Regions from separate parts of the Homo sapiens genome. Here region 1 is linked to region 2. Evidence: chromatin loops called from intact Hi-C (ENCODE). Cell type or tissue: sigmoid colon. All regions are shown on one strand. Links, peaks and the distances in the headings refer to the core of each region. The heading gives the core; the rest is flanking DNA. Region 1 has its middle 190 kb from the start of LINC02205. Region 2 has its middle 180 kb from the start of TLE3.

Region 1 (16,067 bases), core at 4,596-12,595, 46 kb before region 2:
CACACAGGAGCATGCATGTTCAATGAATGTTTGAGTGTCTTTAGAAAGAAATAAAGTTGCCAGGCACGGTGGCTCATGCCTGTAATTCCAGCACTTTGGGAGGCCAAGGCAGGTGGATCACCTGAGGTCAGGAGTTCGAGACCAGCCTGACTAACATGGAGAAACCCCGTCTCTTCTAAAAATACAAAATTAGCCAGGCATGGTGGTGCATGCCTGTAATCCTAGCTACTCAGGAGGCTGAGGCAGGAGAATCGCTTGAACCCGGGAGATGGAGGTTGCGGTGAGCCGAGATAGTGCCATTTCACTCCAGCCTGGGCAACAAGAGTGAAACTCAGTCACAAAAAAAAAAAAAAAAGAAAAAGAAAAGAAAAGAAAAAAATAAAGTTGGGGTGAATGAAGAAAGTGCGTTGTTGGGCATTTATCAGCTCTCTGTGTCGGGCACTTTATATAAATTATTTCAGTCATTATAGCACTGCAGTATTAGGACTACGATCTCCACTTGAAGTTTACATAAAATAAGGAAGAAAGAGCTCCCGGTGAAAGTCCAGACCTTCAGATGTGGGATGGAGCCTTTGAGTCAGTCTCTCTCTGACACCTCAGAAGCTGGTCCATCGGATGTCTGCTCCTCACAGTGGCCTTTGTGTGCTGGCCCCTGGCCTTCTGCGGGAGCCCAGACCAGAGTTGTGGGGCTCTCTGTACCACATCCATGCTTCCCCTTGGATGTCAGGAGGAGGTCTCTTACCAGGGGCTGAACACTGCAAACATAGAAGTGAGTTCTCAGGTCCCCGACTTCCCCTCATCCACTTCTCTCCATGATCCTGTGTCCTTTCTCATTGCTTGACCTAGTCCACACCAGCTCCACCAAATTCACATCCCAAATTTCTGTTGCTCAGTGGATCCAAGATCAGGCCAAAGTGAAATTCGTTGGGTGCAGCTGTGGGTCCCTGGAGTCCAGAAGTTTCATGGTGTGAGAGGGAGGCCACTGTTGGTAGAACAGGATGGGGGTCCTGAAGTTGTATCTGAGCTCTGTATTTGCATTTTCACCACAACTTAAATGACCTCAAATGACAGGGTAGGAAAGACCTCAAAAATCATCTAAAGAAGCACAACCTGGAGTGCTTCCTGACATTCCCTGACCCCGGCTCCCAAACTTGAGAGAGACAGTGCTGATCACTCAAAGCACTTCTTCCTGCTGAGCTCAGATACACTTTCAGATCTTTCCCACGCAGCGCTGTGGGCTGCCCCATCAGTCACTGGGAGGTGGCTCACAAAAAAAAGTACTTGTCCTCAGACCTGGTTCAAGACCCTCATTTTTTGCTATTGTGAAAATAGAGATCCAGAAGGGTGAAAGGACTTGTCCAAGGTCGTGCAGCCCAGCTGGAACTTGAAAACATACCTTTTGATTCTCTTAAGTCTACTGTTCTTTCTTCTGAATGTGCTGACTTAGTACCATTAGTATATGGTAATATGCCAACCCAATTCAAACTCTACATATGCTTCACTGGAAAATCAATCAAGCAAATTGATAGAGCTCCGTGTTGTGGAAAGAACACTGAGCTGCGATTTTATCTCTGGTCTGGCAATAAACCAGCTGTGTGACCTTGGGTCAGTCAATTCACTTCTCTGAGTCTCAGTTTCCTCATCTGTCTAATTGTGGGGGCAGGGTGATTTTTATGATCTGTAAGGTACCTTTAAATATTAATAATCTGTGATTTCATTTGCCCAGAATTATGCCAGACATTTTTCTAGCTATAAATAGACAGAAGAGAAGACACAACCATACAATACAAGAAGCAACAAAACATTAATATAATTAATATAACTTTTAATTTATATAATTAAGGGCCAGGAGGTGTGGAACTTACTGAGGCCCTCTGGGAGTTAAGAGGAGGGAGTTCTGAGTGGTAGGGAGTTGTCTTTGTGGAAAGGAGAATTCAGCCTGGCCCTAGAGGATGGGTGGTAGATAGGGGACAATGGCACTGCAGGCAACAGGAGGAAAATAAAGTGGCAGCAAGGTGAGATACGCAGTGTGTGTTTAGGAACAGAACAGCCTGACTGGAGAGGAGGTGGAGGAAGTCTTAGGAATGCTTTAGGGAGTCAGAGGTGAGCATGGAGCCCAGTGTCACATGGAATGTGGAGGAGAGGTCCTATTCTCTACAGAGACCTATAGGGGAATCTTTTGTTTTGTTGAATAAAAGGTGAAAATGATAGAGATTCAACTCAAACTGGCTTAACCAAAACAGTGGATTTGTTAACTCACACAATCAAAAACCCCAGGTTAGACTTCAGCTGTAATTGGACCCAGGGGCTCAAAAAATCTCACTGGGAATGTGCCCTTCTCCGTTTGTACTTTCTTCTGTGTTGGCCTCATTCCCAACAGCCATTTCCAACTGGTGGCAAGATGGCGCCCAGCAGCTCCCAACTTACATTTTACCACTTAAGACTGGTGGAAAGAGAGCTCCTTATTCTGCCAGTTTTGTGAAAGTCCTGGGGTGGATGCTCATTGACCCAGATGTGATCTCGTTCCCATCTCTGAACCAATCACCAAGGCCACGGGCGGGATGCAAGGCCCCGATGGACCAGGCCTGAGGCACATGCTCATCCCTGGAGCCGGAGAGTGGGATCTTCCCCAGAGGAACTGGGGAAACTGAAAATGGGATGGGATGATGATTCCTAGAGAAAAATCATAGGGCCACTATCAAAAGTAGGAGTGGAGGCATCCCGGACAGGCAAACTCAGCAGATGTCCAGCACCAAGAGTATTTCATCAGGCTTCATGTGGAAGAAACTAGGCTGTGTCTTTAAGACAGAGCCAGACTAAGCAGTAATTCTGCATAGGGGAACTCAGTTACTCAACTCTAAAACCTGCTGGGCAAGGGTTCTGAGAGGCCGCAGTGAGGTGGATGGGACGACAGCCTCGGGGCAGGTCTCATCTTTCTTACATTAATACTTCTTGGAGAGACTCAGCAGCAGGGCAGGAATTTGTTAAATTACATAAACATTATTGTGACCCGTAAAATTCAATGAATCTCGGCCTGTTTACCCTCGGCTGGCTTTAATGTTTGCACAGTGTAATTTAATGTGTCAATTTGCTCTCAAATAAAAAACATCTGGCCCTCTGACATGCCAAAGAAACCGGAGAGCTGATGTTCAAAATCAGCTAAAAGTCCCAATCAGGGATGATGTTTTGAGGAAGAAAAAAAAAGGCAAGAGGCTCAGAAAAGGAAGCCAAGAGTGTTAGGATCCATTCCTGGCGGAGTGACAACCCTCTGTTTGTGAGTCTGTAAGATCAGTAAATTTTATCCTAATTAGAATTAAGAAAAGCCGAGAAGAGCACATACCATCTTTAACTGGCACCCATTGTGCAATTAAATTTCCTGTGGCTGTCCCTGCCAATATTGACATTCATGCTATTGGATTTTTAACAATCTTATTATTTTGTAATTGAGAGGAGCAAGAAGAAAATTATGCTTTTCTGTATAGATGATCTTCCCAGCTAAAGTACCGCTTCCTACAGCAGTTGGCCTGCCTAAGCTCTTTCCCTCCCTGGGGGTTGGTGGTGTTTGGGGAAGAGAAGGGGAGGGGGGACTGGCTGAGTGTGTGGTTTTCCAGTAAGATCATCTATGCGGCCTGTCTTGCTTTGGTCTCCAGTAAATAATGGTACTGCTCACTCCTGCAGACAGAGGCAGGGCTTGGCAGGCAGGTCTGAGTTGGAGGCACTGACCTACATAGAGCAGGGGACAGGGGAAACAGGTGGGGCATTGAAGGCCTTTCAGGGACACCCCTACCTGCTGCTGGTGGCTGCTCATTGATTCTGACTGCTGGGGCCTCCCCAGGAGCTGGGCAGGCCGAGGTGGCCCGAGGGACACTTTATCCATCTCCCTCTCCGGCAGCTCTCTTTCTTAGCACCCAAGGCTGGGCCAGGCTGAAGGAACCAGGGAGGGATGGTTTCCACTCCCCAGTTTCTCACCCCAGTAAATGCTTGAGACATCCTGATGAAAAAGAGTTCGGCCTGGAGCCCGGGCAGCCACCCTGCTGGAAGGAGCGGAGCCTGCTTTCCTGGCTGTGGAATGACGGGGTCAAAGCGAGTTCAGGCTTTGCTTTAATTGAGTAGAAGATAGTTCTTCCTTAAGGGAGCCCTGAAACAGTGCTTCGGCAGAGCAGAATGACTTCCCATATTGTCAGAAGGGATTAGCCTGGCTGGTTTGTAAATAAAGAGTGATCCTTCTTTCCCCTCTAGGACAAACAGATCATATTTTCTTCAGATCACCAGGGCCGGGGCTCCCTCTAATCAAGTCCTTGACATTTCAGTAAGACTCAAGGAGTTACATGTTTTCCATGATTGTGCCTTTGGTAATTACCCATTTTCCTAAACGATTGCTATTTTCCAAATTCAAAACGTTTTGAGGAAGTGGGAAAATGAAATGTCTCTCCAATGACGTGAAGATGAAGGGGAGGGACAGAGGTGGAGGTGCGGAAAGGAGCAGGTCTCTTGAGGCTGGGACAACATCATCCTAATAAGCACCACGGAACAGATCCCTGGACCACTGAGGTGCTTTCTAATCTATTCATTTTTCCATTCCTTTGGGAAACAATAGTTTCTGAAGCCCTTGCCAGGTGCCAGACGTCATGCTGGCCACCGAGGGCAGAGTAAGACCTGTTTCTGCCCACTCCAAGGAGCTCCAGTCTAATGGGAAAGACCAGCATGTAGGCTAATTACAACAACAAAACGTCTTGAAAAATAAACGTCATGGAATCCCCAAGTAAACAGCAAAACAAAACAACAAGAGAAAAATGAAACGAAACCAAACCAAAAACCAAAAGCTTTGTCTGAGTAGAACAAGGAAGTCTTCACAGAGGAGGTGATGCGGTGTCTCCCAGGATGAGTAGGAGTTGGCCACCCTAGCAAAACGGTAACAGAAATAGCTAACCCAAAATGTCTGGTGCTATTCTAAGGGCCCTACACATACGCATTCATAGAATCCTTACAATCTTATGAGGCAGATGCTTTTTTCTTTAGCTATCCTCCTGCCTTGGCCTCCCAAAGTGCAGGGACTATAGGCATGAGCCACTGCACCCAGCCCAGATGCTATTTTTACCCCAATTTTCAGATGAGGAAGCTGAAGTGCAAAGACAAGAGAAGCTTTCTGGACCAGGAAATGGCATGTGGGAAAGGACACACTCCTGGGAAAGTAGGTTGTGTTGATGGACAATGGGGAGGGGCTCCTTTGAAAGGTGTGGGGAAGTAACCTGCTCAGATTGTTTTTAGGAGAATGACAGCACAGTGGTGGAGGAGCCAGACTGAGAAGGAACAAAAGGCCAGCAACAAAAATAAGGCTCCCTTCCAACTTCCAATCACCACGTGCTCCTGTCATCTCCCTACCCCACCCTGCATCAGCTCCCAGGAAGGGAGCTGAAACTCAGGCCTGCTTCTGTGGGCACCAAAACCTGACTTAGTACGTGATCCTCCCTTCCATCCTCATCCCCATAGATGGGCATGGAGAATTAGTCCGCAGATCAAAGCCAAAGGGTGTTGTCTCATGGCACTGAGGTGGGGGTAACCCTTATGACTCCCATAGGAAGCCCTATGGAAGGGGACAAAAGCCCCCAAGGCTGAACCTACCCAGGAGAGCCAGGGCTCTGCTGTGACATACTGTGGCCACACAGAGGAAGAGTCCTTGCCTTTCTGGGTTGGCTTCTGCTTTCTTGAATGATCTTCATTTGCATCCTTTCCTCTTGAATAATCCTCCCTTCACCAAATCTATCTATCTACCTCCTGCAGCTTGTGTCCACTCCAAACACAGTTGACAAGAAGTCTTGGCAACACAGCCTAAAGAAACACTAAGCAAATTGTTCCTTGTCGTCCTGACCTTTGTAAGCCAAGAGCTCTACTTTATAACTTGGGAACGCACAAATATTTACAGTTGTAGGGAAGGGAGCCAATGGCTGCTGGAGGGTCCTAGAATTGGAAGGGAGCTGAGAGCTTGTCTAGCCCAGCCTCATATTCACTATAGGAATGCCCTCCACAGAGCCCTTGGCAGTGGTCACCCAGCCTCCCCTTCCTGGTCCCTGTGATGGGAAGGAAGGTCATCTTCCTCTGAGAAAGTGCTTTCTGTTGATCTTATCGTTGGAAAGTTTTTCTGACATTGAGCCAGAACTGCCTCCCAGTAACTTTGCCCTTGGTTTTGGATGGGTCTCTAGGGCCTCACAGCTTGGGTATCTTCTTTCCCACGACAGCACGTTAAAGGCTAGAACTCAGCCTCCCTGTCTGCCTTCCGTTGTCTGTTCTTCCTCAGTTCCTTTGTTCTTTTCTTGGGGGCCTTCATTCATTGGTCCCTCATCACTGGGGTCACCTTTCCTTGCCATGTCCAACACATCCTAGTTGGTCAATGTCTGTCTTAACATACGATACCCCCAAATTCATCACAGCACTACAGTTGAATTGCTTTCTAAGATCTGAGCCCTGTGCCATTAATTCCTCATCTCTAAAACTCAGCTTAGCTATCCAGGCCATGTAAGCCAGAGAAGAGGGAAGGAATGAAGTCTTCTTGAACCCCTGCAATGCTAGCCAAGTTCTTTCTAAACACTCAGGGCTCAGAACTGCCCCAGGAAGTAGATACTCTCCTCTTTGTTTCACATATGGAGGAACCTGGTTTTCTGACATAGAACTGAAAATAAGGAAGTAAGCAAAACAAGTCTTTAAGGACGCTGAGCAGAGGCCAGAAAGTCACCCGGAGTCTATTATTTACTCTTCCTTTACATTCATTTCTGCCAAGATTTTATTTAGTATCAGGAGAACTGATTTTAAATCCTGGCTCAGCCACTTTCTAGCTGTGTGACCTCAGGAAAGTTAGTGTCTAAGGTGACTAACCAATCCCAAATTGCCCTGGTCTGTCCTGGTTTTAAAACCGCAAATCCCATGTCCTAGGAGATCACTCCATTCTGGGCAAATTAGCACATGTTGGTCACCCTATTCAGTCAATTTTCTCTTTGTGATATCAGGATAACAGTAACCCACCTCACGAGGTTGTTATAATTTTAACTGAGATAATATATTTGGAAGACCTGGCAATGTGCCTGGCACATAGCAGATACACAATTAATGTTCTGTTTAATTTGAAAGCCTAGTTAATTATGACAAATTAGAAAGAAGTCAAAGACTGAGAGGTGGCCATGAGCAGTTTAACTGGAAAACCATTTTTAAAAACACCTAGAAACATAAACGGAGACACATAGTAGAGGGTCGTACCGTGAGGGTCTCAATGTCCTCTGTACTGTGAATATCTCACTGGAGTTCAATGAGCCATGGTAATTGTCGTCCTTGAGTGGGACTCCGCAGGACAGAGGAATAACTAAATCTTCTGCATTATACTATGTGTGATAAGGCAGGGTAAGGTGGGATACATTGTGGAGTAAGTGCCACATGAAATTTAATGAAGTCTTTAGATCTTTAAGCGTAAGTATTCAACCCTCTAACAGGATGGCAACCAACCAGCATGGCAGAGGGAAGGAGGACTGAAGAGGGTCCCAGGAGAGCCTGAGTCTGCAGTCAGCTCACTGCCTAACTATAGACAGATTGTCCTCACAGTTCCGGTCCTGTCTCCTCATCTGTGAAATGGGGAAGAGAAAGTAGACAAGGTGTTGTCTAACAGAAAGGCAACAGAGTGGGGTGGTCAAGAGCACGGATCCACCACCCACTAGCTGTGTGAGCTAGGACAAGCAAGCAAATCCACCCTCTGCACCCTGCTCTCCTGGCCTGTAACCTCGTAGAGATGTTGTGAAGATTTTATGAACTGATGTACTTCCTGGTGCATGTTGAGTTCTCAGTAAGGATCAGTTCTTAAAGTTAGTATCCCTTCTGGGTATCGCACTCCATGACAAAGAGTATCATCTCTTTCTCTCCCCTCATCACCAAGGGTTAATGCAACATAAGCTTTCGCTTGAGTGTTTTGTAAGTTTCTTTTCCCTCCCCAGCCCGCCACATCACTCAGCTGGCTCACGTTGAACTTGAGGCAGACTAAAACCTCCTGATCTTTTTTTATGTGAATTGCAGTCCAGCCAGGTTGCTCTCATCCTGTTCTTGTGCAACTGATTTTTGGAAACTACATTCAAGACATTAGATTTATTGATGCTACATTTCATCTGGTTGCTTTTGACCCAGCATTCTTGACTGTCGAGATCATCTTGAACCTTAATTCTCTCATCCCCTCCAGCTTTGAGTCATCTGCAAATTTAATGCATATGCTTTCCATATCTTCAGATCACGGGCTTAAAAAAGCTATTTTACAGATAAAAATAAAGATAGAGATATAGGCCACTAGATAGATCAAGAGGGATCTTGTATGCCAGGCTGAGCAGTGGGGATTTTATCTTGTGGGAAGCAGGGGCTCTTGATCCTCAATCAGTTTTTAAGCCTTTTCTGAACATACCCACTACAGACGCTCGTATGTTGTCCCTGGATCTCAGAGTGTTTTCACTGATGACAACAAGAGTTCACCCCTCAGCCACCCTAACTGTGGCCTCTTCTAAACTACTGAACTCACCGCGAAGGTCTGAATCCCTTCCTGTCTGTACCACATGCAGCCCCAAGGCCCAGTCCTATTCTCCTCCCTCTTGTTGCTTCCCAAACTGAGGCCACCCCTACTTTGGGGCCTAGCCAAATACCTGTTATCAATCCAAGAAATCAATTCTCTCTCGTTGGTTCAGGAAGGCATGGACCATGATGACTTTATGTGCTTCCCACTCACGTTTCCATTTTTACAGGGGACTTCAGTGTCTGAACTGGAAGGCCAGAGCTGTGGTGGATCTGCTGGTAGCCACCTATAGCTGTCTGGATCTCTGCACTGCCCAGGGCACCACGGGCATGTTATATCACAGCACAGTGCAACCAGCTGGTTCCTGGGCATGACTACAAGTCGTTATGAAAAGGCTGAGGACAAGATGATAGGGAAATGTGAAAAGGAAAATTCTAGAAGTAATTTTCATATAAATTAATTTAAATAACAAAAAAAACAAACATTTAAGTTTCTCCAGGTAATCTGGCAACTCTCTGGTACTGTGCTAACCAGGCAACCATTGGTTAGGGAGCTTCCAAAACTCCGTGTCCACTCCAGGCCCCGCTCCAGCCATCTGGCCAAGCACACTCAGCTTCAGGACACAATGAGCATAGCCAGTCCCTCTTTGATGTCCTTGGTACCAGAACCTTCCCATTTTACCCCACAGGACTCCCAGGATTCCTTTCTAGGGAAGAGTTTGATGATGATGATGGTGAAGATGGTAAAGAAGAGCAGTTACCCCTGATTGAGTGCCTTCTGTGTGCCAGGCATTGTGCCAGAGCCTCTAAACAAACCATCTCTAATCTTTTCAACCTTACGAAGCATATTTTTTGTGATTCCCATTTTATAGAGGAGTAAACGGAGGCCCACAGAGATTATAGTAACTTGCCTGTGTCCACAAGAAATAGCAGAACTGGAATTTGAACTCTGGGTTTCTCTGATTCCAAAGTCCACTGTATCCACCACCCTGTTTCTGTAGCTTTCCAAAAGCTCCCACTGTTATTTTCTCTTTTGACCCAAACAGTCTTACGGGGGTGATAGGAAGCTGAGATGAGCAGAACTCTGCCCGTTGCCGAGGCAAAGTGCAGTCAGTAGGCTCACAGGCTCACTGGGGTGGAACTGGACCTGGTACCAGCCTTCTGACTTGTAATGCAATGCAATTTATCCCTGTGTTGATATCCTGATCGTTGGAAGGGAGCCCAAGGATGGCTGGGTGGGGAAGCTTTTGCTTTTGGGAAGGTAGCGGTAGCAGGTGGTGTTAAAGGGAAACTGTAGTAATTGTATGATGGCTAAGCATGGAGGCTCTGGAATTAGAAAGTACCAGGTTCCAAGGGGCTCCAGCCTCTACTACCTGTGTGAAGTTGGGTAGATTATATTACCATCGTGAGCTGCCATTTACAAATGGGTTAATGAGAGCTCTTCAGTGAAATACTGAGTTGAGAGAGAGAATTTACACAAAGCCATCGGCACGGTCCAGGCACATTTCCAGTGCCTAACACACATCGGCTCGGATTACCATTTCTTTTTTTTTTTTGAGGCAGAGTCCTAGTCTGTCACCCAGGCTGGAATGCAGTGGCACGATCTCAGCTCACTGTAACCTCCACCTCCCAGGTTCAAGCAATTCTCCTGCCTCAGCCTCCCTAGTAGCTGGGATTACAGGTGCCTGTCACCATGTCCGGCTAATTTTTGTATTTTTAGTAAAGACAGGGTTTCACCAGGTTGTCCAGGCGGGTCTTGAACTCCTGACCTCAAGTGATTCACCCTTCTTGGCCTCCCAAAGTGCTGGGATTGCAGGCATGAGCCACCGTGCCCAGCCTATCGCTATTTTTCTTACCTCTGTCGTTACAGCAATCTACATTCGTAAATGTTTTCATAAGTGCCCTTGACTTGCTCATCCTACGTGGAGGCATTATGTCCCCATTCTACAGACTGGGCAACTGGGCACTGAAGCTACCTGCCCAAGGTGATCCAGGAAGGACTGAGCAGAGCTAAGCCTTGAGCTCCTGACCCCACGGTGAGCTCCCATCCCCAGCATGCTGCAGCTGTTCATCTTTCCTGGGTCCAGTTTCACATTTCCAGCATTTCTCAAATGTTAATATGTGTCTCCATTACCGGAGATCTTGTTCACATGCAGGTTCTCATTAAGGAGGGCTAGGCGGGCCTGAGGCTCTGCATTTCTGGCAGTCCTCCGAGGGAAGTCAAAGCCGCTGGTCATGGGGCCTCACTGTGGTTGAGGGTCTCCTTCAGCTGGTAGGGGTCCCTTGAGCAGGCTCAGAGAAACAAACGGCAAGCCCTGCGGCCCCTGGGACTGGGACCTGCAGGAGCCCTTAAAGTTAGCTTCTAAGTGTGGCCCCCATAGGATGATACTAAGGAGATATGGGATTTGGGAGCCACCTCCTAGCAGGGTTGCCAGGGCCGGCCCTGCCCTCTTGCTCACCATCTCCTTCTGCTTCCTTCTGACTGCTTCCATGGGAGCCTGACAACTACAGCAAAGCATTCTTGAACTCCCACGCTGAGCAGGAGCTACATGACCGGGTGAGTGTGGGCAGCCTGCAGAGAAGGAGCTGACATTTGTCTTAATTGGAGTTACCATGTAAATCCCACCTGTCTCCTCCTGGTGCCCATGGCCTTTGATGGGCAGGGAAGGGGGCTCTGAACAGAGAGAGGCTCATAATGTCCCTGGGGATACAAGGCGTTATTAATGTAGGCTCTGGAAGGAGATGTTCCCACTTGTCAGCAGGGAAAATGAGCTGGAATTGAGTTTAAAAAAAAAAAAGAGAGAGAGAGAAAGAAAGAAAAAGAACACAGGCATCTAGGCAAGAAGAGTGGCAGAACTCCCCCCAGGGCAGATACCCTTCTGCCCCTCCCATGGGTCACCCCTGTCTTTCAAAACCAGCCTCTAACCCAGAGGTTTTCAAACTCAGCTACCAATCGTCACCTGGGAGCTGTAACAATTGCTGATGTCTCTGCCCCAGCCCCAGATATCTTTATTTCATTGGCCTGGGGTGTGGCCTATGGAAATTGGGGTTTTTAAGCTCCCAAGTGATTCTATGTGCAGTGGGGTTGCAAAACTGCAGGTTGAATCTTAGCTTCTCCAGGAAGCCACCTCTGATTAGCTGATGCTAATCTATGAGCCCAGTGGAACTGTCACCTTTTCTAATCAGCCAGCCCTGATGTATCCATACAATTGGAGGGGGATGGGGTGAAATAACCCCCATTAGTGTGAATTGGTTGAAGAGGACACAGAAGGATGTAGGATGTACCTTCTCATTTCTCTGAGCTTAACTTCCAAATGAACAAGCATTTGCAGCTGCTGGACAGCCACAAAATCAATTCACTCAGTCATTTAACCAACATTCATTGAGCACCTATTATGGATAAAGAGCAATGAGAGATTCACAGCATATTTGATATAGTCTCTGTAAACCAAAAATAAAATTCTAAGTCCCCTAAATGACGGAATGGAGCCCCCCTCTTCACCAAGGAGACCCCAAAGAAACTTGAAAAACTAATTTTGGGAATGACAGGAAGCAGGGATTGGACATACCTCATTGTAGCCCCCTCTTTTTGGAGTTTAGATTCAGCTGACCAGCATTAACATGAAAACAGAAATCTGAAGGCTGACAAAACAGACTCTTCATAGCAATGAGATACTAAATTCCAACCTGACTCTGGTCCCATGACAAATAGCAGGCCTTGAAGGAGATAAAAGTATTTTACCCCAAAATATATTTCTTTGGCATATTTTGAAATGGCCCCGCAAAGCTCTCTCTTGGGGAAATTTGCATTCTGTAGAAAATCTCCTTCCCTCACTAGCTCTTTCAGGAGAGACTGACACCTGATAACAGACATTCACCATCTTTTCTCTCTGAATCCTGGAGGCTTCATCTACATGACAAGAACCTTGGCTTCACAATCCTGCCTTATCTAAACTCAAGGTCTCTTTATGCTGAATTCAACTCTTCAGGCAAGGCCTAACTCTCTCAGCCAATTGCCAATCAAGAAATCTTTGAAACCGCCTATGACCTGGAAGCCTACACTCACCCTACTTCGAGATATCCCACCTTTCTGGGCCAATCAATATATACCTTATATGTATTGGTTTATTTCTTTGCCTGTAACTTCTTCCGTCTCCTTAAAATGTATAAAACCAAGACGTGTTCTCAGGACCTCCTGAAAATGTATCATGAGCCATGGTCCTTAACCTTGGCAAAATAAACCTCTCGATTGAGACCTGTCTCAGATACTTTCTGGTTTACAATTCTGCACTTAACTAACTAAAGCCTAATAAGGATAGAATAGGCAAGACCATAAATAACAACAACAATTACAAAACCTGTAGGTGATAGGCTGTGAGTTAGGGAAATAAAGAGATAATGAAAATGTATCTCACACCTAGGATGTGCAAGGCCATTTCCGAGTCAACCTATATATGCTACGTCATTTCATGTCAGTGACAGAGTCCCATTTTTCAGATAAAGGAGTTGAGACTCAGAGGAGCCAGTGGCTTGCTCATGGTCACACAGCTGGTGCATGTTGAAGCCTGACTCCAAAGGAGGCGTGAGAGCATGCTGCCATGGCAAGATGAGGAAGGGATGAGTTCAGTTGCAGGAATCTGGAGAAACTTCAGGAGGACTCAGGGCTCACTACAAAAACATGCCACCACCAAGGGGCCTCTCATAGGAGGGCCCTGTAAGAGGACATAGCCTCAGGGAAGAAGCATGTTCCTGGTAAGGCTGATAGTGGAAGGACAGCTCAGACGAACAGGGAGAGGAGTTGCTGATTCTGAAGCAGGGAGTCTGGAAGACCAGGGAAGGGTTGGCAGGGAAGGTGTAGGAGGTGGGCTTTTAGAGGGCATAGAAGTTCAGAGCAGGCAGGGGAGAGATAGCAGAAGGGGGCATATACACCTTCAGTACTGACCAATTCACACAGCGATGAGAAGCATGAGAGCCTGGCCACTGTGAGAAGGGCAGGCCCTGGCTCAGCATACTTGGCTGAAGTGAAGAGGGCAGACTGCAGTCTGCAGACACAGGCCCTGGGTGAGGGTTGGTGCACAAACCACTCAAGAGAAACTTTGGGCAGGCTGGATGAGCTGGGCTGCAGGGCAGGGACTCTGTTTTTGACACTGATATCTATCATCAGTTGGATGTAATATTCATAGTTTCTGAATACCCAGCATGGGGCAGGCATGGGCCCAGGTGGTTTCTCTCTGACCTGGAAGAGAGACAAGTTTCTGTGAAGTTGAGAGAATGTAAATAATCTCTATTAGGATGGTGGTAGTGGTGGCAGCAGTGGTGCTGGAGGTGGTGGGAATAGCGGTGGTGGGGTGGGGTTGGTGGTGGTGATGGTATTAATGGCAGATGGTGGTGGAGGTAAGGGTGATGGTGGTGGTAGTGGTCATGATGAGGGTGGTGGGGTGGTGATGACGATGGTGATGATGATGGTGATGGTAGTGATCGTGATAGTGGTAGTAGTTATGCTTGAATGACTGACACCAAAATGGCTGCTACCTCTAGCCTCTCCCGTGATTCATACTTTCACCTCCCCCGTTGTCATCTCCTGTTGTATCATGTAGGCCTATCAGTCTTCTACACGCCTGCACTCAAGCCGTTGACCTCCTCTCTTTTCTCTTTGCCCTTCCTTTACTTTCATCTGTATTCCCTGGCTTGGGAAACAGCCCCTCTAGTCAGCCAGCCAGCCAGCCAACCATCAGAGCTGATGCCCAAGAGTCAAGCTACATCCTCCAACTATTCTTATCCCCAACAGCCAGTTAATTACCAAGTCCTGATGCTTTGACCTCTTACTCACTTCTTGAGACCCATAGTCTTCTCTCTGTCTTACCTGTTCTTGCTTTATTTGGGACCACATTACTTCCCCCCGACTATGGGAATACCATCCTGACAGAACTGTGAGATTCGACTGGCCTTTCTCCAGACCACCCTTCATCTCATCATCAGAGGCAACCTACCCACAGGCAGATCTGGCCATGCCATACCGATGTCACACCCCATCTCTGACTTGCAAGTGCAAGGTGGTCCCTAGGCTGCCAAGCTCCAGACCCATGAAGCTGCAGCACTCTGCTCTAGCATGACAGATGCACATATCTTTTCTTTTGCTCATACGAGTCTCTGTCTTGAAAACTTTTCTCCTCCTCTGACTGATGGACTCCTGTCCGATTCTTATGAAGCTCTTCTGCTCCCCTACCCCAGCTGGCAGCAGTGGTGTCTCTCTCTTCTGTGCACTCTATGCAATTTCCGGTCTTGCTTATTTCACTCTGTTTATTCATCTGCCTCCTTTGCTATGCCATGAACTTCACCAAGAAAAGGGAAAAGGGAGGTCTTGCCCATCTCTGAATCTTGAAGACTTAGCACAGGTGCATACTTGGCACTTCCTGGATTCAAGACCAGTAATATTAATCCAGATAACTGTGTGGTACCTGAAATTATGCAGAGAGCTGTATCTCCACATCATCTCATTTGATTCTCATCACTCTCATGGAAAGTTGCAGGGGGCATTTGCTTTGTTTCACTGATGGGAACACTGACATCCAGCAACAAAGGCAAAATGACTTGCTCAAGGTTGCCCAGGGAGGTTGTGGCTGAGTCAGTCTTTGTCTCAGATGTCCTGACTCTGTTGTTGGAAACGTGTTGATTTCACACCAGAAGCTCATTTTCTTTCTCTCTGAGATGCTCTATGGCTGAGAAGTGACCCATGCACATAGGGCCTGCCCACTCTCAGCATGAAATACCTGTGATTGAGGAGGGAACAGGGGCTTTGAATTCCTAGGTAAGGACAGATAAGGAAGACAAGCATCTAGAAGGCACAAAGCCATAAGGATGGAGAGAACTAGAGAAGAGATAAGAGTCTTATCACAAAATTTTGGAACCTGGAAAGCAGGTAGACAAGTGGTAACAAACTTAGCAGGAGAAATAAGGATTCTTGAGCTGGCATTGGGAAAAGCTGAGAACCAACTTGATTTACACAGCAGAACCCTTAGAAGCCTCAGGAGCTGGCAGCGTCAGGTACTTCTGGAAGTGAGTGAAGGGATGGGCCAAAAATAAGGATTTGTAAGTGAAAGCAATTCATTCAGAGGCTTTAGAACCCCAGATCCCTGCCTCCACTGCATACTGCTAGGCAACCACCCAGTCCGTACCATGGCCAAAGCCTGGAGATAAAGTGAAGTCTCTGCTCGGAGATGAGGGGCATGAGGCTCAGCTGAAAACAGGACGAGTAAGAGAACGTTTTCATAGTTAATGCTGAGGTCCCCTAGCCATCTTCTCTCATAATCTCCCAGTAGGCTGCATCTGGTTTTATACCCTCTAGGAAAGACACTAGAAACCTCTTTTCTGGGGGGAACGGGCCCAGGAAGGAAGAGACACGAGGGTTCAAAATTACACTCCTGCACATCTTTTGTCGGGAAAACTCCTGAAGAACATAGATACTAAACAAAACGAGGGGATGAACAAAGAAAAGAAAAGATACAAAACAGAAAGATCCCAGGGGAGTTCCCAAA
Region 2 (16,067 bases), core at 5,019-13,018:
AACACCTTTTAACCTTCCACCTGCTTTGAGTTCTACATGTCTGTTTGTTCAGGCAGCCCCTTTGGCTTGAAGACCCTTGGCTGCTCCTCTCTGAACAGTAGGTGATGGAGGAAGGCCCTGATTCTGCCCTGTATCACCTGCTGATGTCACCCCAGATCCTCAGCATCTCACCTGTTGATTTTCTAGAAAATGAAGCGTGGCGGTCAGGGTGGGAGGGGAAGAAGGTGAGAATTAAGAATAGATTGTTTTAAATCTTAGGACTTAGAGTTTAAAATATAGAGCCCCAAATTATTGTTCCCCATCTTCCTATAAAATAAAGTCTCTCTTATTCTCTCTCCCTCTCTCACACACACACACCTTTCTATATTTGTAGGCAATAAGGAGCCTTGGAGTGTGTGTATAGGAGGCCCACAGTGTGTGATGGAAGCATACGTGTGTGTGTCTTGGCACACATGTATCTGCATGGGTGTGTGTGTGTGTACGTTTCTCTGTGTAAGCTGGTGTGGATAAATGTGTGTTCACGCAGATGAATGTCTGTCAGTATATGTGAGAGTATCCCTGTGGGCGAAGGGGCTATCTTTAGTCCCTGTTGCCCTGTTGGGGGTGCATGTCAGCAGATCCCCTAGTGGGCAGGAGGCGGGCCTGCTTGGGCTCTAGAACCTTAGCCAGGCACACAGAGGAGCCTGGCCATCTCAGTCGATGAGGAGGTTGAAGCAATTTCAAATTCCTGGAAGAGGAGCTTCCTGTTTTTACAGAATCTATAGACTCCTGGGCTGAGAAACTTTATATTTAAAGATTGAAAATACCAATTTTATAATAAGGTAAAGGTGGGTTTTCATTTATCTCTATTAAAGGCAATTACAAATGATTTCTTGATTAAGAGAAATAGAAAAGACGATCACCCTCCGAAACCTCACATCACGATGATTCATTTGATGTTAAGGTTTAGGGTATCCTCAGCCAGAACTGTGGTTTAAAAATGCAGAAATAAATTTTTCAATACCAAAGAATCAATAACCTACACTCAGGCTGAGACACAAAGCTGTGTGTGGAAAGAACTCTGGAGATCATAGGTGTCTAAGCTGTGTGAGTGTGTGTATGGTGTATGTGTGTATTTGTGTGTGTTCACATGTATGCATGTCTGTGTGTATATGTGTGCATTTGTGCCTGTGGCTGTGTATATGTATGTCTGTATGTATCTATATGTGAATAGGTGCATGTTGTATGTGTCTGCGTGCTTGTGTGTAAATGTGTGTATGATGTGTGTATATGTGTGCATTTGTGTGTCCATTTGTGTGTGTATGAGTGTGTCTGTGTGTATGTGAGTGTAACTGTGTATCTGTGTGAGCGTGTGCATGTATATGTGTCTGTGTGCCTGTGTGTATGTGAGTGTGACTGCGTGTGTATCTGTATGTGTGTGCATGTATATGTGGCTGTGTGCCTGTGTGTATGTGAGTGTGACTGCGTGTGTATCTGTATGTGTGTGCATGTATATGTGGCTGTGTGCCTGTGTGTATGTGAGTGTGACTGCGTGTGTATCTGTATGTGTGTGCATGTATATGTGGCTGTGTGCCTGTGTGTATGTGAGTGTGACTGCGTGTGTATCTGTATGTGTGTGCATGTATATGTGTCTGTGTGCCTGTGTGTATGTGAGTGTGACTGTGTATCTGTATGTGTGTGCATGTATATGTGTCTGTGTGCCTGTGTGTATGTGAGTGTGACTGTGTGTGTATCTGTATGTGTGTGCATGTATATGTGGCTGTGTGCCTGTGTGTATGTGAGTGTGACTGTGTGTATCTGTATGTGTGTGCATGTGTATGTGGCTGTGTGCCTGTGTGTATGTGAGTGTGACTGTGTATCTGTATGTGTGTGCATGTATATGTGTCTGTGTGCCTGTGTGTATGTGAGTGTGACTGTGTGTATCTGTATGTGTGTGCATGTGTATGTGGCTGTGTGCCTGTGTGTATGTGCATATGTTGCATGTGCATCTGTGCATGTCTGAGTGTGGATGTGGCCCTGGACATGTCCCACTGCTCCTGGGCCTCACTTCCCACATTTGTACAATGAGCGTGATATGGTTTGGATGTGTGTCCCCTCCAAATCTCATGTTGAAATGTGGCCTCCAGTGTTGGAGGTGGGGCCCAGTAGGAGGTGTTTGGGTTATAGGTGTGGATCCCAAATGAATGGCTTGGTGCATCCTCATGGTAATGAGCGAGATCTCACTCTATGAGTTCACGTGAGAGCTGGTTGTTTAAAGGAGCTTGGCATCCCTCTTGCTCCCTCTTTTACCATGTGACACCCCTGTCCGCCCTCCACCTTGTGCCCTGAGTAAAAGCTCCCTGAGGCCTCCCCAGAAGTTGAGCAGATGCTGGTGCCGTGCTTCTTGTCCAGCCTGCAGAACCATGAGCCAATCAAACCTCTTTTCTTCATAAATTACCCACTCTCCAGTGTTCCTTTACAGCAATGCGAAATGGGCTAACACAGGCGCTGAGCACTAAGTGGACTCCCATTTCTGGAGGGCACTGGATGCTCAGCTATGGTGTTGGGGCTGTGACGGGTTCCATCCTCCCCCTTCTCTGCTGCAAGTTCACCCCCTGACTCCTCCCCCTCCCTGCCCCTAAACCCTCATGCAGCGTTCAGTCCTTCCCGCTGCCCAGGCACCTGGGAAAGGCTGGGAACCTTCACCTGCATCATGTGCTCAGCTGTCTCTCGCCCTTACACCCATGTGACCATGGGCGAGTCCCTTCTCATCCCCGGGCCTCAGGCAGGAAAATGAGGTGGTGAGAGACTCCTCTGGCTTGGTCATTCTCAACATGCACATTTCCTGACCGTGGTGAGCTGGGAAGTGGTCTAGGAACCGTCACACACACACCAAGCTCCTCTGAGGACTGGACACTCCAGCAATAACTGTATCAGTGTCCCAGTGCCCAGCACAGGGCCTGGCATGGAGCAGGTGCTGTGGAAGCAGGGACAGAAGGAGGGGTGTGTGGAAAAGGTGAGGCTAAAGCAGCTGAAGCAGTGCTCTTGCAGCCTCCCCACTCCCCCATCCCCATCCTGGCCCCGTCATGCCCTGATTTAAGACTCAGAGCTCCCCACATCTCTCTCTCTTCCTCCCTTACTCTCCTGCCTTGCTGGCATCACAAAATCACCTGGGGAGAAATAATGGTGCCCAGACCCCTGCGAGACCAAGTAAATCAGAATCTCTGAGTATGAAGCTCTGCCATCCGAAGTTCTAATGAACAGTGTAGGTTGAGAACCTCCTCCCTAGAGGCCAGAGAATCTCAGGCTCTCTCGACAGACTAAATCTCATAGAGACCAAATTAAAGGTCTACAACTTTCAATCTACTTCCAAGTTTCCTGCTGAGCTCCTAAAATACAGATCTGGGGACGTCCCCAGAGCTTCTGATTCTGAAGGTGTGTCCTGGACCTGGAAATGCACATTTAAAATCAGCTCCAAGATTCCTGGTTCCGAGGCAGGTGGTCCTCGGCCCTTCTTTAACCAGCTCCGGGAGGCTTTGTAGCCAGGCTACATAGAAATGAGGGGATCCCTGAGTCTCACACATGTCATAGGCTGCTTTAGGATAAACATCATCCATGGTAGGGAACCCTGGCACCCTCCTCCTCAACCCTCAGCCATACTTTAAAAACCAATCTAATTTTGTTCCTTTCTTCATTCAATCACTTCTCATTGCCTTGATGACAAAGACGTTAATCCCTAATGTGGCGTAGGAGGACCTGTAGGTCTGGTCTGGCCTGGGGCCTCCCCTTGAGCCCTCTCCCTGGCTGTAGGGCCTCTGCGGGTGCAGCTCTCTCTGCTCGGCTCCCCACTTGGCTGAGCTAAACTCCTGCTCACTGCTTAGAGCTCTCCTGACCCTTCAAAGGCCCAGTTCACCAGTCGCCACCTCTCACAGATCCCAGAGCTCCAGGCGTGAATCCGGATCCTCTACCAAACCACATTCTCCAGGAGGGCAGCAACTGGGTCAGTTTTGCTCCCCATTCAACCCCGTAACCCACATGTCTGCCTGGGGCCTGCCATGTAATAGGTGCTCAATAAATATTTGCAGAATGAATAAATGACACAAAACACATACTTTTTCAGTTTTGGCGATTCTTATCCTGAATAGATTTTACAGCCTCACTGATGGACAAGGGGATGTGTAACTGAGGATGTTCAGATAGTGGAGCATGACAGGCAGACCTGGCATGTGTTTGTGCATGTGTGCCTGCTGCAAGTGTGTGGTATATGGGAGTTAGAAATTACATTTAGGTTGAACTTAGCGACCTCTCGGCCCATAGCCTTTTTCCAACAATCACAAAGTGGCTCTGCGAATTGGGTTTTTCTCTCTGCATTAGGACCCCTGCTCCAGGTGCCTGCAGGGGATGGCAGTGCTCACAGCCTGAGTGTCCTCGGGAACTGGGGGAGAGGGAGCCTTAGTTGTATGGGGTTCTACTAGGAGAGGGTTCAGGGGTTACAGAAAGAGCGTGGCTCCTGAATCTGACCAGCGTGGGTTCAAATCCAGGCTCCATCCTTTCCTCACCAGTGTTGTTACCTTGGCTCAATTCCTCATTGTCCTCAGTCCAGTGGGAATAATCCTGATGAACCTACTGGGGAGAAGGGTGTCCAAATTGGTGACGCAGTGTGCTTTGCTCTCGCCTTCTCCGAGGGAACCTTCCTTGAAGCACCCATCCCCTCTTCCTTAATCCCCAGCACACTGTCTAGCACAGTAGGTGCTCAATAAAATCTTGTTGACTTGCTTAATGTGTCACCTAGTCTAGAGACTGTCTCATAGTAGGTTCAGTAGCTCCCTTTCCCTCCTCAAGACTTCCAAGCCTGAGACCAGGGTGAGTGGGTTCACACCCCAGCTCTGTGTATGTGTATCCTGGTCCCTGTGACCTTGAGCGAGCACATATGGTTTTTCTGGGCCTCAGCCTCTTCCTGGGTCAAAGGAGGGGCCTGGAGCCTATGTGTTTTACCCATTCTCATGTGGAGTTTTGCCTTGTCTGAGAGGACTGTGCCCAGGGATGGTGAGGTCCTGGCTGGGGCACCCCAGGGGCTGGTGCAGATTGAGGGGCAGCAGGGCTGAGAGCCGCAACCTGGCTGGGTTCCTGGCCTGTGAAAAGGGAGCTGTGTGTTCCTTCCTTACCTGCTTGTAATAGAAAGCTGCTCCTTCGATTGAGCTGTTTTCTTCTTTTGCCCTGAGCTATGAGGAGTAGATTAGATGAAAAAATTATCAAGCCTCCTCGTCTAGAATAAATATTCTTGAAATGGAGCAAGTTATAAATAAGCAAGCAGCAATATCCTGTGTTATGAATATATAATTTCTATCTTTAATAGCTGACTAGGCCCCAGGGACTGTCTGAAAATGGCCTGTCTGGCCCTGATATTTTATATATTTCTTAAAAGGCACCCAAACTTTTGTTTCTTAGCCCTTGGACAGTTAAGTCTTAGGGGGAAATAATGAGAGTTGAAAGTCTCATTGAGCAAATGCACCAAGCGCAGGTACTTGGTTTACAAAAAAAAAAAAAAAAAAAAAAAAAAAATCCAGAAGATGCAAAGGCTCATGTTGAATAAGAGAGTTAGGCCTGGAGCTTGTCTCATCCCACCTTCTCATTTTACAGAATAGGAAGTGGTGGCCCAGAGAGGGGAAGTGACTGACCCAAAGTCACACAGCAATGGACTATGTTCCAGATTCACCAGGCTGGCTCCCTTCTCCAAGTGGCTGCCCGCAAAAGTCGAGGGAGGGCCTGGAGACTCCAGGTTCCACAGCCAACAGAAACTTGCCAGGGGGACTGACAAGGAGGTTTGCCTCCAGTGGAGGACGAATCGCTGGATGAAGGGAGTCACTATGTCTCAGAGGCAAGACTGTGAGGTCTGGTGAGCCATGGAGGCCAACTGTTCCCTCTCAGACCTCCTGGGCCAAGTCTGCATCGCAGCCTGTCGTCAGGAGCCTCTGAAACCTGCCCTTTCTGCCTCTGCAACCCTGACAGCCAAGGGGCAGTACAGATACTTGTCGCTCCTCCTATCTAGCAGGAAGCCTGATACCATGAAAAGACAATGGGCTGCTGACCTCACAGATCCCAACTGACCAAGGGCTCCTCCACCTCCCAGCTCTGTGGTACTGAACAAGCTGATTGACTTCTCCTAGACTCAGTGCTTTTTGTCTGTTAAATAGCGATGGTTGTGAGGATTAAAAGTGATAGTGTGTAAAGCACCCAGGATGAAGCCAGGTTTGTACCAGGTGCTATGAATGTCACCCATCCCTCCAGGGCTGCAAACCTTTCTTCCCCAGTCCACAGCATTGTAACTGTGACTACCTGTCACTGCAGGCCAGCCTCTGAGCCCCTGGCTGAGATGAGCCCAGTGATTCTATGTTCATTCATCTGGTCTTCCAGGAAGAATGTATCTTCTCGAAGCCCTCACATTCCTCTCCCTGGTCCCCAGCAGTGTCCTGCAATAGGACTGCCCACACTGTAGGTGCTCAATTAAGGACATATTGGATAAGTGCCTACGGTATGCCAAGTACCAGGTCTAATAATGGCTAGTCATTAACAAGAATTGACTATGAGTTGCATTTACGAATGCATTGATCCATTCAATCCTTGGCACAGCACCACAAGATGGGCATTCTTATCCCCATTTAAAAGATGAGCAAAATGAGGTTTGCCAAGGTGATTAGGTCACTTGTTCGAAGTTATACATCTAGGCATGGCAGGGCTAAAGCCGACTTCATGCAGAGCCTCTTTTCATCCCTCCACATTGACTTCTTGCAGGATGACCTGCTTTTTCTAGGATCAGAGTAAAGCTGGAAAACAAATGGATTCATCAGCAGGTTCCATAATGATGGGAGGAGGGGTGGGTGGGGGAAATATTAATGCCTGTGCAATGTGCATGTTAAAATGTAAATGTCCTCTCCTGTGAGTCGTGAGGCACACTCATCATTATGAGCCAGCGTCTGAGGTTCTGATTTTGATGGCATTAGCTTTAATGGCTTTATTTTTTTTAAAAAACCATTTAATTACTAATCAGAGCTGCCTTGCAAGCTAATGTGAGATGCACACTTTGCATCTGGGGAAAGAGCCTTCCTCAGTGGGCAGCTGAGAAGTCTGCCAGAGGCCAGAGGCTGGGCCAGCTGGTCTCCCCCTCCTTAAGGGGGTTCCCCCACCCCTGGTCCCCAGACCTCTCTGCTATTCAACACTTGTCTTTGAAATTGCAGAATCTCATTACATCTGAGATGAACCTTACTTAGTAATTGGCTGGCCTATTCCCTCCCACCTCACCTCACAAAAGGGTAAACTGAGGCTCCAAAAGGCCCCACGGGTTCCAAAGGCTGGAATTTGTGGAGCTTCTTTCTTACTTGCTAACAGATTTCTAGCACATAGACTCATTTGCATTCACAATTTCAATAGTCAAAAACTTTCCAATGCTAAAACCTCATTTTCTGAAGCTAATTTAGGTCTCATTTTCATTAATAGCTTGGCAACAATCACGCAGTGGAAATTTCTCCCAGGTCGAAGAAAGAGCCCCGGTTGGGGAATCAGGATGTGTGTGAGCTCCTGCTGTGTGTCTCTGGATAAGTTGAATCACCTCTCTGGTCTGTGGTTTTTCTCCACAGTCAAATGAGGGGACTGGGTTAGCTCTGTGTTTTTCCAAACATGATTCTATAACTCCTCTGTAGAATACAGTATGCAAAAAGATGGAAATACTTGTTATTCAGAAAAGAATGCTTTTGGCCAGGTGGGGTGGCTCCTGCCTGTAATCTCAGCACTTTGGGAGGCAGATGAGGGCAGATCACTTGAGGTCAGGAGTTCGAGACCAGCCTGGCCAACATGGCAAAACCCCCTCTCTACTAAAAATACAAAAATTAGCTGGGCATGGAGGCGCACGGCTGTAATCTCAGCTAGCTGGGAGGCTGAGGCAGGAGAATCGCTTGAACCCAGGAGGTGGATTGGAGGTTGCAATTTTTTGAAAGTGTACAGAGTCTAATGAGTTTGCTGGATTCAAGTTAATCAGGGTTTTGTTACCATTATTTATTTATTGTCCAACATGTGTGCTTTGGGCCTTTCCTATAACAGAGTACCTGCAGACCCTCTAAGAGGAGGCTTTTTTTTTCATGGCAATTTTATCAAGTCCTTTGAAGCACAAGAGTTCCCAGGAGCGTAGAATGGGAAACTCTGGCAGGCATGGGGCCTAGGTCTCCTCTGTGTCACACTCTGGGACTTCTGTGACTCCAAGAGATAAGAAATAAAGGAGGCTGCTCTAGAGACATCCTCTTAGCCTTAAGCTTGGATCACTCACTTCCTCTGAACATCACCATGCTTTTGTTCAGAGGCACTCAAAATCCACCTTGGGGACTTGACCTTACCACTACTTGTCCAGGAAACCTGTTCTGGCCACAATGACACTCACCAGGCCCTGTGTCATTGCCCCAGCCAACCTTTGCCCCCTTCCCCTCTTCCTGGGTAAGCCCCTAAGCCCCTCCCCTCATCCTTTGCAGCACCCTCTCACATGCCACCTTGCTCAGAGGCAGCAGTCTCCCACCCCGGAACAAGCCCCAGGCTTGGAATCAGAGCCAGACGCAAGCTCTGTCTTTGTGCCTTGGTTATCTGGTTCTGGATCAAGGACTGAACTTTTTTCCGCTTTACTTTCCTAAGACAAAAATGAGAGAGGATCACGGTACTGACTGTCTTGCTTTGGGGCAAAGATTAAAGGGGCTTGAATATCTTGTCTTAGCCAAAGTTTTCTACAAAGCAAGGCCTGAGGTAAAGGCCTGTGTGCTACTGCTCTTTTAAGCAGTGTGATGCGAGGGCCGCAGGAGTGAGGGAAACGATAGGCAAAACTGGAGACAGGAAAAGCCAACGCAAGGATGCGGGAGAATTCAGCCACCCAGTGGCATCAAGAGCAACTGAGTGCTTGATGTCATGAGAAGGTCTCTCAAAAGGCTATGTAGGCCAGGTGCGGTGGCACATGCCTGTAATCCCAGCACTTTGGGAGGCTGAGAAGAGCAGATCACTTGAGGTCAGGAGTTCAAGACCAGCCTGGCCAACATGGCAAAGCTCCGTCTGTACTAAAAATACAAAAATTAGCCAGGCATAGTGGCCGGAGCCTGTAATCCCAGCTACTGAGGAGGTTGAGGCATGAGAATCACTTGAACCCAGGAGGCAGAGGTTGCAGTGAGCCAAGATCATGCCATTGCACTCCAGCCCAGGTGACAGAGCGAGACTCTGTCTATAAAAAAAAGAAAAAAGAAAAAAAAGGACCCTACGTAGCAACTACTTCTTAAGACAGTCTATCCAGAAAGAGGTGAGAAGAGGAATTTACCCGTGGGCTCCAGTATCTTATGGCTCAAAGGATTGCCCCTGGTGTGTTCACTCCCCCAGGTCTCCTGGTTGCACATGTGTGCCTGCTGAGTGGGTCTTGCTGCATTTCAAGTGTCACCAGCAAGAGGAAAGCTCCACAGCAGAAGTGATGTGTGCACAGACAGGAGATGCACTGCTTTGAGGTTGTACCTACATTCAGTTGTTCAGAGTCACATGAAGTTGGTCATTGCAGGGGAATGTGAGGGGCAAAGGTCTAAGACCCCAGAGATATGGGTGGTTGAGAGGCTTTGAGGATGGTGTAAGAAGTGTCTCTGTGTCACCCTGTACCACCCACAGAGGCATCTACCCTTCCATCACATCCAGCTCCCATACAATCTGGGGCCTCTGTGTTTGGTGTGAACTGAATGTCCCTGCTTTCTCTAAGAAGTGGGTACAAGTCCAATGACTACAGAGTTTCCTTGGGATCTCTGAGATGACCTAAGGCAAGAGGTTAATAAAACAAGACACAGTGCCTGCACCTGTCCTGAGGCCCTTATGGGTACTCATCAGATCTCCCCTCCATTCCCCAGTCTCCATGTCCCTCACCCTCAACCGGCAATTTGTCTGCTCTGTGCTGCTTACTGAGCAGGATGACTCAGACCTTCATCCCGAAGAGGTCTGAGCCCTTGGCTTGTCCTGTTCTTATTGAGCTGTTGTTGCTGCAATTGCTGACTCACAAGTCCCTTTCATCAGGCAAAAGAACACCAAGAGACTCGCAGAGAATCCCTGCTGTGAAAAGCAACAGGACTTGGCCCTCACAATAATCTGGTGAATTATCCTGCCAGGATGGTAACTCCTTTCATCACTGCTAGTCCACTAGAAAACTAAAGTGACAGGTAGCTGTCACAGCTTCAAATCCAGTGGGACCTTTACAGTGTCACCTGCAGGAAATACTAGCCCCACAACAGAAACATTGGCTGTCTGTGGACCATGACCCCTAACCTCACAGAGCCTAAGGTTTGTGGCAAGTGTAAATCCTGCTAGAGGGTCACTAGGAGTGATGGCAACAGGGAATGGACGTTCAGCCCTGGCTTCCCAGACCCATGGATTCCAGCAGTAGGAAGACAGCACCATTTATTGCCTGTTGGTTAGGTGCATAGACAACATGCTAAAGACAGTCCTCCAGTCCCACAGGGGGTGGTCCCCAAGCTAGCACCTGAGCTCAGCCTTTCACAGGCCATTTCACCATTGTCATGGGCCACTGCTTCTCTGTAATGGGTACACAAGAAGATTAGGGGAGTCCATGGCCATGTGCCCATTGTCATACCTCTTTTGCAGTAGGGCCCACCCTTGATAGGAGTCACTGACGTAGGCGCTGCCATGTAGGTGGAGAAGGCATTCTGTGAGCCTTCATATGTGTCGGTGGAGGCACTGAGGGTAGGAGGACCCAGGAGGACAAATCCGTGTTCTCGTCGGGGTGGAATTTTAATTCTAATTTCCCTAACTCGAGTTCATAAGCAAAGCCAGAGCTGCGACTGAGACTGCTATAAAAAGAAACCTCCTTGACTTTATGCCCAAGGGAGCTGTGTTCCTTAACATTTGCGAAAAGGGAGGCTTCCTGATACATGAAGAAATTACATCTGTTTTTTGGGTTAAACACACACACACACATACACACATACACACACACACATACACGAGACACACACAATGTAGACTGGCTTCCTGTGCAGACAATGTGGGCTCAGTTTTCCGGAAAATAGTTACCCAGTTAGGAAATTCTCCAGTCAAGAAAGCCCAACCAGGCCATTCAGCTCTGGGGAGGGCACTCCGAGACAATGTCTGCTGGAGAAGCACGTTCAGTTTGTGGATTACCAGTGGGCACCAACATCCCCAGCAAGCTTCTACCTGAAGAGCTGGAAGCCACCAAGGAGCTCCAACACCACAGTGTGTCCTCCTAAGTCCACCGCATGCTCCTGCCGTGCACAATGCTTTGCAAACTGTAAAGAGCTCTCCAAATGCACAGCCATTAGCCTGGAGACTGGCCCCCAAAGAAATGGGCTTGGGAAGGGAAGGGACTGTGACATCCTGAGGAAAGCAGAGGTCCTTGGCATCCTGCCATGGCTGAGGGAAGTGAGCCATGCACAACTCCCTAGCTGCGTGCCGCACCTTATAGTCTGTACAGAGATCTGTCTCTGTGGCATTCATTTGAGCCTTTCTCCATCAAAAAAAGACCTCATTACTTCTGTTTGCTAATGTGAACCTGAAGCGCAGGAGAGCTGACTCACTCCAGGTCATGCATGCAGTTAGTGGCAGAACTTCAGTTTGGGCCCATGTCTGTCTCTCCTAACCACTCTGCTCTCCAGCCTGTCATTCATTCATTCTCATCCCCCACTCATCCAAGACAAATCAAGACAGATACTGAGCAGACAGTGCACGCCCTGGAGATGGGGGCACAGGGAAGACATGAGCCTGTTTTCAAATGGCTGCATGGTCCTTCACCCTAAGGACCATGTAGCCATTAGGCAGGAGAATCAGAGGCTGAGATCTGGCCCCCTTTATTTATTGTCCAGTGACCTTTGTACTGGGCTCATGGTCATTGCTCCTGACATTTGCAAAGCACTTTACTGCAGGCAAATGCTTCCACATGCAACTTGTCAGTGGAGCTGGTGGGACCTGCATCGTGTCTCTGCTTTATAGACAAAGAAGCTGCCGTTACCGTGAATTGCCCGCCGTCCTTTGGCAGAGCTAGTGGCAAAGCCAGGCTCTGAGCTGGGCCTCCTGGCTCCAAAGCCAGTTCTCCTTCCACTCCGCCGCCTCTGAACACAGAGCAACATGGGTGAAACCTTTCATGCATCTCTCTCCTTTCCCCCTTGGCTTCTGAAACACAAGTGAGCCTAGGAAGGAGAGGTGACTGCCAGCAGCCTTTTAGGAGAGACGTTCCTGTACTCAACAGTTATTAAGTGTCCACAGCATGTGAAGCACTGCCTAGCCCATCGTGACAGCTTCAGATTGACATGATATTAGAAGGCAGCCGTGACTTGGGTACCAAAGGACTGGGAACACCAGCGTCAGGTCTCCCGCTGTGGCCACTGTCCTTTCACAGCCTCTGGGAACACCCCCATGCACACCCCGACATGGGAGGGCAGTCAGCTTCTTTCCCAGGTGCGGCCCACAAGGGCGACGGGGTGGGGACGGCCCCAGGAGAGCAGAAGCCCTCGGGGCTGCAGTGTGATTAAATTCTCTGTTGTGAGAAAGTGACACTATGATCTGATTCATACCAGTAAATATGTGATTTACATTTAATTCTGAGTAACCTTTCTGGGCTCGGCGAGGTGTGAAGGAATCTGATGGGGCCAGCTCCGTGGAGAAGGAGGCGATTCATATTCATTAAGACCTCCACATTAGCCAGCTGAAGGGTGGCAGAGCCCCAGCCCGCCCTCCTCCTCATGCCTGCCGAGGTCACGGCTGCAGGGAGGCCAGCAGTCACACTGGCTGCCACCTGGGGATGGGGGTGCAGGTTAGCGGTGAGAGCTGGAGGCACCAAGAGAAAGTGGGAGGAAAATAAACAGCAGGCCCACGAGTGACACTGTCCAGGTGATGTCGGCCCTCCAGAGTTTGCTGAATGAGTCCTATTGAGCCCTCGAGGGTGGAAGAAGAGATATTGATCGAGGAGGTGGTAGCTCTGAGAAGCCCCTGCTGCTCCCTTTGTAGGACTTACAAGGCACTATAAAGCCATCTTTGCTTCATACAGGCTTGGGGCAGAGAGAGAAATGCTAAGGAAAGAGGGTTGGGGTCTCAGGACAAGGAGAGTGGTGCTCTTGGCCCCTGAGAGCACTTGTTCAGGTTTTGATGAACTGAGCTGAGGTCACCCCAGGTGCACATGGCCCGATGAGCTTGGGAAGTGAAAGAAGTGAGCTGAGATAAGGAGGCATGCATCTCCCATGGACGAGCTCCCCAGATGTCCTTGGACCCTCCACTTGCCCGTCCTCTTAATGGGAATATCTACAATGATTAATGACAACCCCAAGAGCCTGTGTTTGTGGAATGCTTGCCGGGTGCCCACTCTGTGCAAAGCCATCTTACATGCATGCTTCTACTGAGTTCTTGCAGTAGCTTTATGGAGGAGTGACTACGAGTACTTCCAGAGCATTGACGAGGATACTGACGCCCATTTTGGGCAAATGACTCACCCTAAGTCATGTACACAGTTCGTTGCAGAGCTTCTGTTTGGACACATGTCTGTCAGACTCCAGAGCCTGCTCTCCCAACCACTGTGCTCTCTGGCCCTTCATTCATTCATTCTCGTCATCCACTCACCCAAGACAAACCAAGACAGGTACTGAGTGATGGGGGCACAAAGAAGACATGGGCCTGTTTTCAGAGAGCTCTCCATGGGGGAGAGCAGGGAGACAGATCATTATCATTCAAGGTGGCAAACATCACCTGCTCTTAGTTGGGCATGGACTTCTTAGAGTGTGCTGGGGAGAGAGAGACCACTGTGTGCTGGAGGAATCAAGGAAGGCTATCTGGAGGAGACATTTTAGAGAAAGCCTTGAAGGATAGTTAGAAGTTTGTCAGGAGATAAAAGAGAGGGCCAAAAAGTATTGGGTGTGTCTAGGAAACAGCACACATTCTGGGGCACAAAGAAGATGCTCAAAGAGGAGCCATGGGAGATGAGGCTGGAGAGGAGCCATGGGAGATGAGGCTGGAGAGTGGGCCAGGTTGTCAGGAGAGCCCAGGCAGAGGGGACAGGCAGTGGGGAGCCATGGAGGGGTTTATGCAGCGAGTGGCATGTGGGTTTGCTTCAGAATTATAGCTGTGGCAGAAGCGGATCAGAGTGAGGTGCCTGGGGGACCATGGCTTGTCCAAGGGGACACTTACCCTAGCCTCTGGTAAGTCTCTGACATTGCAATTGGTTTTTATTTGGATTGAACCTCTTTTTTCAACAGAGCAGGGGCCTAAAGCTTTGCCTAGCACTTTTCTGGGCCCTTTGAGGATACAGAAGGGAAGAGAATATGACTTTTGACCTCAGGGGCCTTTCATCCCAGTTGGGCTCCGGGCTGACCCAGAAGCCATTTGGGAAGAGTGAGCCGAAGGGCCCTGGCTGGGCCTGCCTTTGTCCCACCACAAAGGAATATGTCCAGGCTGCTGCTGATGATGTGGGGGTCATTATCTTAGAGAAGGCACTGTGAAGATGTGAAAACAAAAGGGAGGGTGTGGAGTGAGAGAGGAGGGAGTCCAGAACAGCCCTCTAAGCAACACCCACGTCTAGGAGGAAGCTGAGCTGCCCACAATCAGGGAGGAGAGCGGTGACGCCTGGGTGTCCAGCAGCTGAGGCCAGAAAGTGTGTCAAGGAGGAGGAAGTGTCGGCAGTGCCAGGCCGGGTCCATAGCCCACGTGCGATGGGGGAGGAAGGGCGTCCGCTAGATTTGGCAACAAGGAGGTCAGAGGCAGCTGTCAGAGGCCAGCCTCAGCGGCCTGGAGGGGGCCGCAGCCAGACTGAGGGAGGTGGGAGGTGAGGAAGTGGGAAACACTTGTGTAGATGCCCCCAGGTGAGAGGTTTGGCTGTGAAAGAAAAGCGGGGGTGGGACCACAGCGGGAAGGGGTCAGGAAGCCAAGAAAGGGATGCTTTCCAGAAGAGGCTGAACTTGTGGCAACACTGTTGGCCAGGAGCCACGAGAGAGGGAGGGAGCTTGGGGATGCAGCAGATAGGGGCTGATGGAAGGAGCGGTCTCTGAGGGTTAGGGAAACTGCTGCGGTGGAGACAGGGAGGAGGGCGGAAGGCGGGCGTGGGCGCAGCCGTCAGTCCACAGGTTGGGTGGCAGGACCCGAGGGCCTCTGGAGTCGTGCTGTGGAGGGTGCTGAGTCTGGGCGGCTGGGCCTGTGTGGAAGGTCATGGTGGGCCTCCAGCTATACCACTGTTGCCTTCTGCCTTTCTCAATTCACCCCTCACTCTCCTCTCCTTCTCCTGCCCCCGCCTCACATCCTGGAGAGGACAAGAAGATGTAAGGGCCTTCACCTGGTGCCCCTTGGCCTCACGGTGCTGGTGACACTGGCAGAGATGGAGAGGGGAAGCAAGGAAGCCCTGAGAAGGCTGCTGCCTGGGAGGAAGACGCCAGAGCTGCAGTGTTAACCTTGTGGGGGAGCAGGGGGTGGTGGGGGGATGAGAGCCGGTGAGGGAGTCAGGAAGCTGACGGTGTGGGGAGTAAGGAGAGTGCCTGGGTTCACTGCGCATAGGCTTGGGCAGGCTGGAGGAAGGAGCTGTGGAGAAAAGCCACAGAAAATAATTTCTCCACAGGTCCGTGGGCCCCGTGGTCCAAGGTAGAGCCAGTTTCCTCTGCAGGGAGTTTTCAGCGAGCGAGAAGAGAGGAGGAATATAGAAGACAGACTGGCCTTTCATCTGGGCTTGACATCTGCCATGCAAATTGTCACAGAATGATGATGTGGCTGAACCGGTGGCCAGATGGTCATCGTCCTCAGTGGCTGGTCATGGAGCACCCAGAGAATTGCCAGAGGGTGTCACTGCATCCCCCAGCAGGTGGAGCAACCCTCCTCCTGCCCATCTTCCTTCTCCATTCTCCAGAATGAGGCCTCTCTCCTCCAACAGGTGACAGTCACTAAGGCACGAGCCCTAGTGGGACAAAAGCATCCCCATGTGCAGGGGGCAGGGCTGGGCCTCGGGGTCAGCCAACTGGAGTCTGGCTTGGCGCTGCCCTCTGGCTTTAGCTGTTTCTGTATCCACCTCCCGTGGTGCGCTTCTTAGCCCC

What was found. A loop is a pair of places that touch in the nucleus more often than their neighbours do. Peaks named below come from ENCODE experiments on the same cell type or tissue, not always from the same donor. Only the 100,000 strongest peaks of a DNase experiment are listed, where the experiment ranks them.
Region 1: it touches region 2 in a loop (2.5-fold over the local background); 12 of 110 quality-filtered maps call a loop at or near these places.

What each region holds. Positions count from the first base shown.
Region 1 is chr15:70,311,253-70,327,319 of GRCh38, reverse strand. No RefSeq gene overlaps it. Among named protein-coding and RNA genes, the nearest start is that of LINC02205, 190 kb to the left of the region's middle. RefSeq lists an enhancer at 3,846-4,365. In sigmoid colon, for the core only: no CTCF peak of the experiment used is centred there; a DNase peak (open chromatin) is centred at 7,999; H3K27ac peaks cover 3,460 bases.
Region 2 is chr15:70,265,538-70,281,604 of GRCh38, reverse strand. No RefSeq gene overlaps it. Among named protein-coding and RNA genes, the nearest start is that of TLE3, 180 kb to the right of the region's middle. RefSeq lists enhancers at 9,881-10,175, 11,910-12,588, 12,576-12,625, 14,304-14,957. In sigmoid colon, for the core only: no CTCF peak of the experiment used is centred there; DNase peaks (open chromatin) are centred at 9,984, 11,140 and 11,372; H3K27ac peaks cover 168 bases.